Regions from separate parts of the Homo sapiens genome. Here region 2 is linked to region 1. A link is an interaction called in ENCODE POLR2A ChIA-PET data of the cell type or tissue named here. Cell type or tissue: GM12878. All regions are shown on one strand.

Region 1 (4,000 bases):
GTCCTCTGTGCCTGCTGGCGCCAGGCCCTGATCCCTTATAAGACCCCTATTTCTCATTTTAGTGTTCAAACCACCTTATTCGTAGTGGGTGGTGTTATCCCCACTTAACAGGTGTGTTCACAGAGGTGAGCATAGGAAGTGCCAGAACCAGAATTTGAACTTGAATCTGTCTGAAAGATATGCTCTTACCACCGTGCTATCTGACCCCACCCCTTCTCTTTCCTGAGCCCCAGCCCTCCCCTCTTTTTTTTTTTTTTTTTTGAGACGGAGTTTCACTCTTGTTGCCCAGGCTGGAGTGCAGTGGCGCAATCTCGGCTCACTGCAACCTCAGCCTCCTGGGTTCGTGATTTTCAGCCTCCCAAGTAGCTGGGATTTCAGGCATGCGCCACCACGCCCAGCTAATTTTGTATTTTTAGTAGAGATGAGGTTTCACCATGTTGGTCAGGCTAGTCTTGAACTCCTGACCTCAGGTGACCCACCCACCTTGACCTCCCAAAGTGCTGGGATAACAGGCATGAGCCTCTGCGCCCAGCCCAGCCCTCCCGTCCTGAGAGGTAAGGCTGCACTTGAAGAGTGCAGCCTAGACCCGTGCCTGAGGGCACAGGAGGTGCAGGCTCTGCCCAGGTGGAGTCTGGGTTATCTAAGTTGTGGTCACCAAGTGAAGTGATCCCCGGCTGTCCCCCGCAGCTGAGATCTTTGCCGCCATCTCAACAAAGGTTCCTATACTTGTCTTTCCCCTAGTGTGAACGAGCTCTATGTCGATGACCCAGACAAGGACAGCGGTGGCAAGATCGACGTCAGTCTGAACATCAGTTTACCCAATCTGCACTGCGAGTGTGAGTACTCCACGCAGCCCCTCCCTCCAGCAGGACACCTCCTTAGGGCAAATGTGTGTGTGCAGAAATGGCAAGATCTCCAGGACAAGCCAAGCCAACATATGGTTCTCCCCACTCTTTTTTGGAGGAGAATATAATTGCGTATGCATGCACTTGGAGGTTTTCTGGCATAATAAACACAAGACACTACTCATAGGGGTTAACCCTGGAGAGCAGCTGATTTGGTGCAGGGAGGTGGGATGTCTCTTAGGGTCATGTTACAGCTTCGCAGCAGAGCCTGAGAGTCTCATGCAAGTGACTTGTTGAGGGGAGGAAGCTGTAAGGGAGAAACGCAGGATAGGGCAGTACGACAGGATAAGCAAAGATGTGTGTTCAGCTGAAGTCCAAACTCAGCCTGATCTCACAGGATGCTGTGGGGTGTGAATGACACCATAGCATTTGTCACACCCAATAGCAATGGGACCAGGCTGTTATTATCCATGTCATTGGGTAATGGCTGCAGAGTGGTGTGCGTGGCAGGGGTCATATCACCTCCCAAGCATCTCAAGCGAGAAGACCTCCGGTCAGCCAAGAGCATTCATCTGGAGAAGGGCGCAGCTCTGAGTCATTGGCAGCTGACACCTAGAGAAGCTGGAGCGGTCCACCATCCATGAGAGAGTGCAGGACAGGGCTCAAGAGCATCTGCAACAGTGAAGGGCTGGGAGATTCCCTTTTTGACTTCACACCTATTTTGTTTTAACCAAAAGAATGAATTACTTCTTTTTTTTTTTTTTTTTTTTTGAGACGGAGTTTCACTCCTGTCACCCAGGCCGGAGTGCAATGGCACGATCTTGGCTCACTGCAACCTCTGCCTCCTGGGTTCAAGCGATTCTTCTGCCTCAGCCTCCCGAGTAGCTGGGATTACAGGTGCGCACCACCATGCCAAGCTAATTTTTGTATTTTTAGTAGAGACGGGGTTTCACCATGTTGGCCAGGCTGGTCTCGAACTCCTGACCTCAGGTGATCCACCCACCTCAGCCTCCCAAAGTGCTGAGATTACAGGCATGAGCCACCGTGCCTGGCCCAGAATGAATTACTTCTACAAAACAAAACTCATTTGAAGTCTGATTTGGAGTCAGATCCTGGCTCCTTTGCTGGCTAAAACTGTGACCTTGGCTAGGGTGACCTCTCCGAGCCTCAGATTCCTCATCTGCAAAATGGGCTTAGTAATGTCTGTTGTCTGAGGTTCTTGGGAGAATCTAATGCCATGGTCCCTAGACTTGTCAGCGAGTGGACTGGGCGCCCTCTCCTGGACTGGGGTTCCAGCCGTCCCTCTGCCCAGCCTGGCACAGAGCCTGCTGCAGGCCCTTCTCTCCCCACCCCCTCTTCCTGTTAAAGGACACAGCTGAGAGAACACTGGGTGCATCTCCGGCCAGAGATAGGAAGAGTCTCAGCCCTGTCATTGCTTTTGGTGAGATTTACGTCACAATTTTGAATCCTCGCTGGGCCCCAAGCCAGGGAACCTGTTGAAATAGGTCGGTCTTATTTTTTGTTATTTTTTTTCTTTCACTTAGAAAAATAATTCATCTGGCAGATTCTCATTCAGGAGTGACTGTATCTCTGGAACAAGGAAATTCTTAGTCAGACCAGAGGACTGGGACTAGTGTGGTAGGAAAGGGAAGAGATGTGGTTCCAGGAGGGGCCAGGCAACCTCCACCCCATTCCCTGCCATGCCCTGCTGGATCTGTGGGGCTATAACCTGAACCCCCAACCCCCTCACCCCTGTTAGAGCCCAGCATTCTGGCTTTTCTTTAAAAGAACTTCACATTTTTATTATAGGAAAAAACGCATGCTCATCATTGTACTTCTGGAAAACACAGGGAAGCAAAAGAGATCACCCATAACTCTGCCACCCGACAGCAGTGTTGGTGACATTTTGACATCATTCTGTCCAGCTGGCCTTCCTTTCTGTGTTTCTGAACATAGCTGAGATCGTACTGCATGTATGATCTCATATCCTGCTTTTAAAAATAATATTCTTCATTATACAACTAATAGACTATATTTCAATCTTAAGACATACATTCAAAAATACAAAAATAATATGTTTTTTAAAAAGCAAAAGTACCCCTCCCCTGTCCCCCTTCTTGTCCCAGCATGCCATCTTCCCCAAAGGACACCTCTGCTAGCAGGTGGGGCCCCCGTTCCCTACCCCTACATGTGTGTGCGTGTCTGTGAACATATATTGGGTTTGGGGTTGTTTTTGTTGTTATTGTTGTTTTTTCTTTTTACATAATTAATTGGGACCCTACCATATGGGAACCTTCTGGAGTTTCTTTTTTTTTTTTTTTCTAGCTAGTGTCTTGGAGCTGTTCTCATATTACTCATAATATGAGTAAAATAATAACAGCTGCCATTTATTCCATTCTTCCAGGCCAGGCCCTGTCCTGCGTCCTTTGGCTATATTAAATCCACTGGGATTTGAGGTATCTTAGCAGAATGGCTGAAGGGTGGGGGCTCAGAAGCAAATCCACCTGGATTTCATTCCAGGCTCTGCTGTTTCCTAGTGGTGAGGTCTCTGTGCCTCAGTTGCCCTAGATGTAGAATGGGACTGATAATATTATCTTCCCCACAGGGGTGTTTAAATGGTGTTTTGTTTTGTTTTGAGACAGAGTCTCACACTGTCACCCAGGCTGGAGTGCGATGGCGCGATCTTAGCTCACTGCAACCTCCGCCTCCCGGGTTCAAGCCATTCTCCTGCCTCAGCCTCCTGAGTAGCTGGGATTACAGGTGCCCGCCACCGTGCCCGGCTAATTTTTTGTATTCTTAGTAGAGATGGGGTTTCACTACTTTGGCCAGGTTGGTCTCAAACTCCTGACCTTGTGATCCACCCGCCTCAGCCTCCCAAAGTTCTGGGATTACAGGCGTGAGCCACCGCGCCCAGCCAAGAAGGTGTGTTCTTATATAAAAGGCACTTAGAAGAGAGTCTAGCACGTAGTAAGTGCTATTTTACTTTTCTTTTCTTTCTTTCTTTCTTTTTTTTTTTGAGATAGAGTTTTTCTCTGTTGCCCAGGCTGGAGTACAGTGGCATGATCTCAGCTCACTGCAACCTCCACCTCCCAGGTTCAAGCGATTGTCCTGCCTCAGCCTCCCAAGTAGCTGGGATTACAGGCACCTGCCACCAT
Region 2 (4,000 bases), 250 kb after region 1:
CCCGAGTTCAAGCAATTCTTCTGCCTCAGCCTCCTGAGTAGCTGGGATTACAGGCGCCCACCATCACGCCTGGCTAATTTTTGTATTTTTACTAGAGACAGAGTTTCGCTGTGTTGGCCAGGCTGGTCTCTAACACTGGCCTCATGTGATTCACCCACCTTGGCTTCCCAAAGTGCTGGGATTACAGGTGTGAGCAACCACGCCCAGCCAATTGCATCAGTTACACACTGGTGGAATGTTCTCTCTCAGTCAGCAATAGTCAAGTGGGGGCGAGTGGGGAAGGGATAAATAGGGCCTATCTGAGCAGGTGGAGCTGAACATAGTTTACAAAAGCATATTTAACATTATACTGTATTGTATATTTTTAATCAAAAAATATGATTGCTTTTGTAATACAGGGTCATTTTTTATCTAAGGATAATTGGTACCAGAAAAAATCTACAGAAAGAAAACCTGCTGAAGGTGGACCAAAATTTAGAAGGTTTTGAGTGGGATGCTGTCTAAAAATAAAATAAAATAAAATGCAAGAAAAACCGTAAATTAAACAAAATTGAGGTCAAAAATTAAAACCAAAATCGAGGTTGTAATTGCAGGTGTGTGCTAATCCTTGATTATATAGTTACAGTTATATGCCATTTCTTGTTATTGAATTGGGAGAGGTTTAACTTTTCCAATGAAATTGTCAGACAACATGAAACAGTATCTTTCCCTTCACATTTGACTTTTGTACCAATCATAAAGAGGGTTTTTCCAAACATATTTGAGGTATTCAGATCATTCTCTCTCTTTTTTAAAAATACATTTTTGGCCCAGTGCGGCGGCTCACGCCTGGAATCCCAGCGCTTTGGGAGGCCGAGGTGGGCAGATCATGAGGTCAGGAGTTCGAGACCAGCTTGACCAACATGGTGAAACCCCTCTCTACTAAAAATACAAAAATTAGCCGGGTGTGGTGGCACACACCTGTAATCCCAGCTACTCGGGAGGCTGAGGCAGGAGAATCGCTTGAGCCCGGGAGGCAGAGGTTGCAGTGAGCCGAGATTGCTGCACTCCAGCCTGGGTGACAGAGTGAGACTCCACCTTAAAAACAAAAAAAAAATATTTTTATTTTTAAAAAATTAAAAAATTTTGGAAATGAGGTCCTTCTCTGTTGCCCAGTCTGGAGTACAGTCATAGCTTACTGCAGCCTCAGGAACTCCTGGGCTCAAGCGATCCTCTCACCTCAGCTTCCCAAGTAGTTGGGACTACAGCACACTCCACCGTGCCTGGCTAAATCATTCTCTTTTGAAACCCCTGCTAAGTTGTCATTCCCATGGGTTTTCTCTTTGTCTCTTGTTCACTGGTCTGCCTCTGCCAGATCTGTATTTGTGGCTTTGCTTCTGATTTGAGCAATTTGCCAGCATCATCTTCCCTGCAAGCAGCTGTGTATGTAACAGTCAGCTGTCAGGAAGACACCGACTGGCAAAAACACAGGCACAGGGAGGCCAGTGTAAGCAGGGAGGGCTGTATGAGTGGTGGGCAGTGATCCAGGGCTTGGCTATTTCACGAATACTTTATGTTATGATGGCTTTTGCTTTCCTGAGCCACCAAGCCTACTCAGATTATAAACACTGAGTACAGAGGAGCCCTTGTATAAAGTATGGTAAGTTATGCCAGACACACTCAGCTTAGCATGGGTTTAAAGCTGGGAATGGCCATCCACAATGTAGCATTACAGGCCAGAGCAGAGAAAGCTGTCAATTTATACTTTGGGGCTATGTGCAGTAGCTCACACCTATAATCCCAGCACTTCGGGGGCCGAGGCAGGAGGACTGCTTGAGCCCAGGAGTTTAAGACCATCCTGGGCAACAAAGCAAAACCTCATCTATTAAAAAAAAAAAAAATTAGCTGGGGGCATGCTGATGTGTGCCTGTAGTCTCAACTACTTGGGAGGCCAAGGCAGGAGGGCAGTGGGCTCGGGAGGTCAAGGCTGCAGTGAGCCGTGATCATGTGACTGCACCTGGCCTAGGAGACAGAACGAGACCCTGCCTCTTTTCTTTTGTTTTTTTTTTTTTTTGAGACAGAGTCTCACTCTGTCACCCAGGCTGGAGTGCAGTGGCGCAATCTCGGCTCACTGCAAGCTCCACCTCCCGGGTTCACGCCATTCTCCTGCCTCAGCCTCTCCGAGTAGCTGGGACTACAGGCACCCGCCACCACGCCTGGCTCATTTTTTATATTTTTAGTAGAGATGGGGTTTCTCCGTGTTAGCCAGGACGGTCTCGATCACCTGACCCTCATGATCCGCCGGTCTCAGCCTCCCAAAGTGCTGGGATTACAGGCGTGAGGCACCGTGCCCAGCCGACCCTGTCTCAAAAAAAAAACAAAAAAAACAAAAAAAACCAACTTTGGCAGTTGAAGCAGTAGTTGTGCTTGCTTGGGTCATCATGCTTGTCACACCATACAGTGAGTATCTGTTTGCTTGTCTTTTTCCCAAATGAATGTGAGGTGGTTGAGGAGAAGTACTGCCCCTCATTCATCTCTGGATCCCAGGGTCCTGCAGAACCCCCTTGCAAACTGTTTCAAAATGTAATGGATTCTTTAAAGTGGCAGGTGTGAAATGGCGGAGCAGGTGCTCATTAAGACCTTCAGCATAAAGGTGCTATTAGAAAACCACCCTGTCAGTTCATGTACTCTGTGTTTTGATTTTTGAGTATTTCCAGAGATTAGCACAATTGGTTTGAGCTGGCTACATAAGAGTTCTGAAGTATGAGTTTGATTCTTAGAGAGACGCAGTTAGCTTTTTTATAGTCTATCAACAACTGTCAACATTTCTTTTTTTTTTTGAGACGGAGTCTTACTCTCATTGCCCAGGCTGGAGTGCAGTGGCGTGATCTTGGCTCACTGCAACCTCTGCCTCCTAGATTCAAGTGATTTTCCTGCCTCAGACTCCCGAGTAGCTGGGATTACAGGCACTCGCCATCATGTCCAGCTAATTTTTGTATTTTTAGTAGAGACAGGGTTTTAACATGTTGGCCAGGCTGGTCTCGAACTCCTGACCTCAAGTGACCCACCCGCCTCGGCCTCTCAAAGTGTTGGGATTACAGATGTGAGCCACCACGCCCGGTCAACTGTCACATTTCTAACTCCAGGAAGCTGTTCACCAACTTTCCGTTATCACCCACAAGTTAGCGCAGGTGAAGACTGTAGATCCGCCGTGTCAGTCAGGGCTCTGCTAATCCATCATGTTTGTGTCATTCATGATTGGTCTGTAGTATGGAAAGAACAACAAACCTTGAAGAAATATTTTGAAAGATTGGCTTTTTGTGTGTGTGTGTGTGTTTTTTTTTTTTTTTCTTGAGAGAAGGTCTTACTCTGTCACCCAGGCTGGAGTATAGTGGTACTATCACGGCTCACTGCAACCTCCACTTCCCAGGCTCAGGTGATCTTCGCTCCTCCGCCTCCTGGGTAGCTGGAACCACAGGCATGCGCCACCACCATGCCTGGCTAATTTTTTGTATTTTTAGTAGAGACGGGGTTTCTCCATGTTGCCCAGGCTGGTCTTGAACTCCTGGGCTCAAGTGATCCCCCCACCTCGGCCTCCTAAAGTGCTATGATTACAGGTGTGAACCACTGTGCCTGGCCACGATTTTTTATTTCCTACAAAGTATATTAACTCAGCAGCTGAAGGGCCAGAAATGGTTGTTCAAGATACTGGAGATGAGTAAGTCATGGTTCTCCGGGGATGGTACCAATTAATACACAGGCCATAGCAGTACAGCCTTAGAGGCAACTGGACTGAAGAGGGGCCTTGTGTGACCAGCTGGGAAGTTTGGATGCCTCCCTGAAGTCCAGCCATTGTGGAGCTGTGCACAGAGGAGTGCCATGTTCACAGCCCCTTGGGCTGACGGGGGCAGAGTGACAGCAACAGAGCCTCCCCGTGGCGACCTCCAGGGTCCGGTCAAGGGGTATCAGGACCTGAGCAAGAACAGTTGCTGGGGAACCAGGAGGCGGAAGTGGCAGGAGG

The links. Peaks named below come from ENCODE experiments on the same cell type or tissue, not always from the same donor. Only the 100,000 strongest peaks of a DNase experiment are listed, where the experiment ranks them.
Region 2: POLR2A ChIA-PET joins it to region 1 with 9 read pairs; 2 of 35 experiments call an interaction of 5 or more read pairs at or near these places.

Annotation. Positions count from the first base shown.
Region 1 is chr5:172,908,926-172,912,925 of GRCh38, forward strand. It overlaps ERGIC1 (endoplasmic reticulum-golgi intermediate compartment 1), which reads left to right. Exons shown (of 10, transcript NM_001031711.3): 4 at 742-836. Among named protein-coding and RNA genes, the nearest start is that of MIR10523, 4.2 kb to the right of the region's middle. RefSeq lists an enhancer at 1,242-1,301. In GM12878, a CTCF peak has its summit at 2,118 (motif pointing left); a DNase peak (open chromatin) is centred at 2,216; H3K27ac peaks cover 1,179 bases.
Region 2 is chr5:173,154,613-173,158,612 of GRCh38, forward strand. All of the region lies in intron 3 of BNIP1 (BCL2 interacting protein 1), which reads left to right. Among named protein-coding and RNA genes, the nearest start is that of BNIP1, 12 kb to the left of the region's middle. In GM12878, no CTCF peak of the experiment used is centred here; no DNase peak of the experiment used is centred here.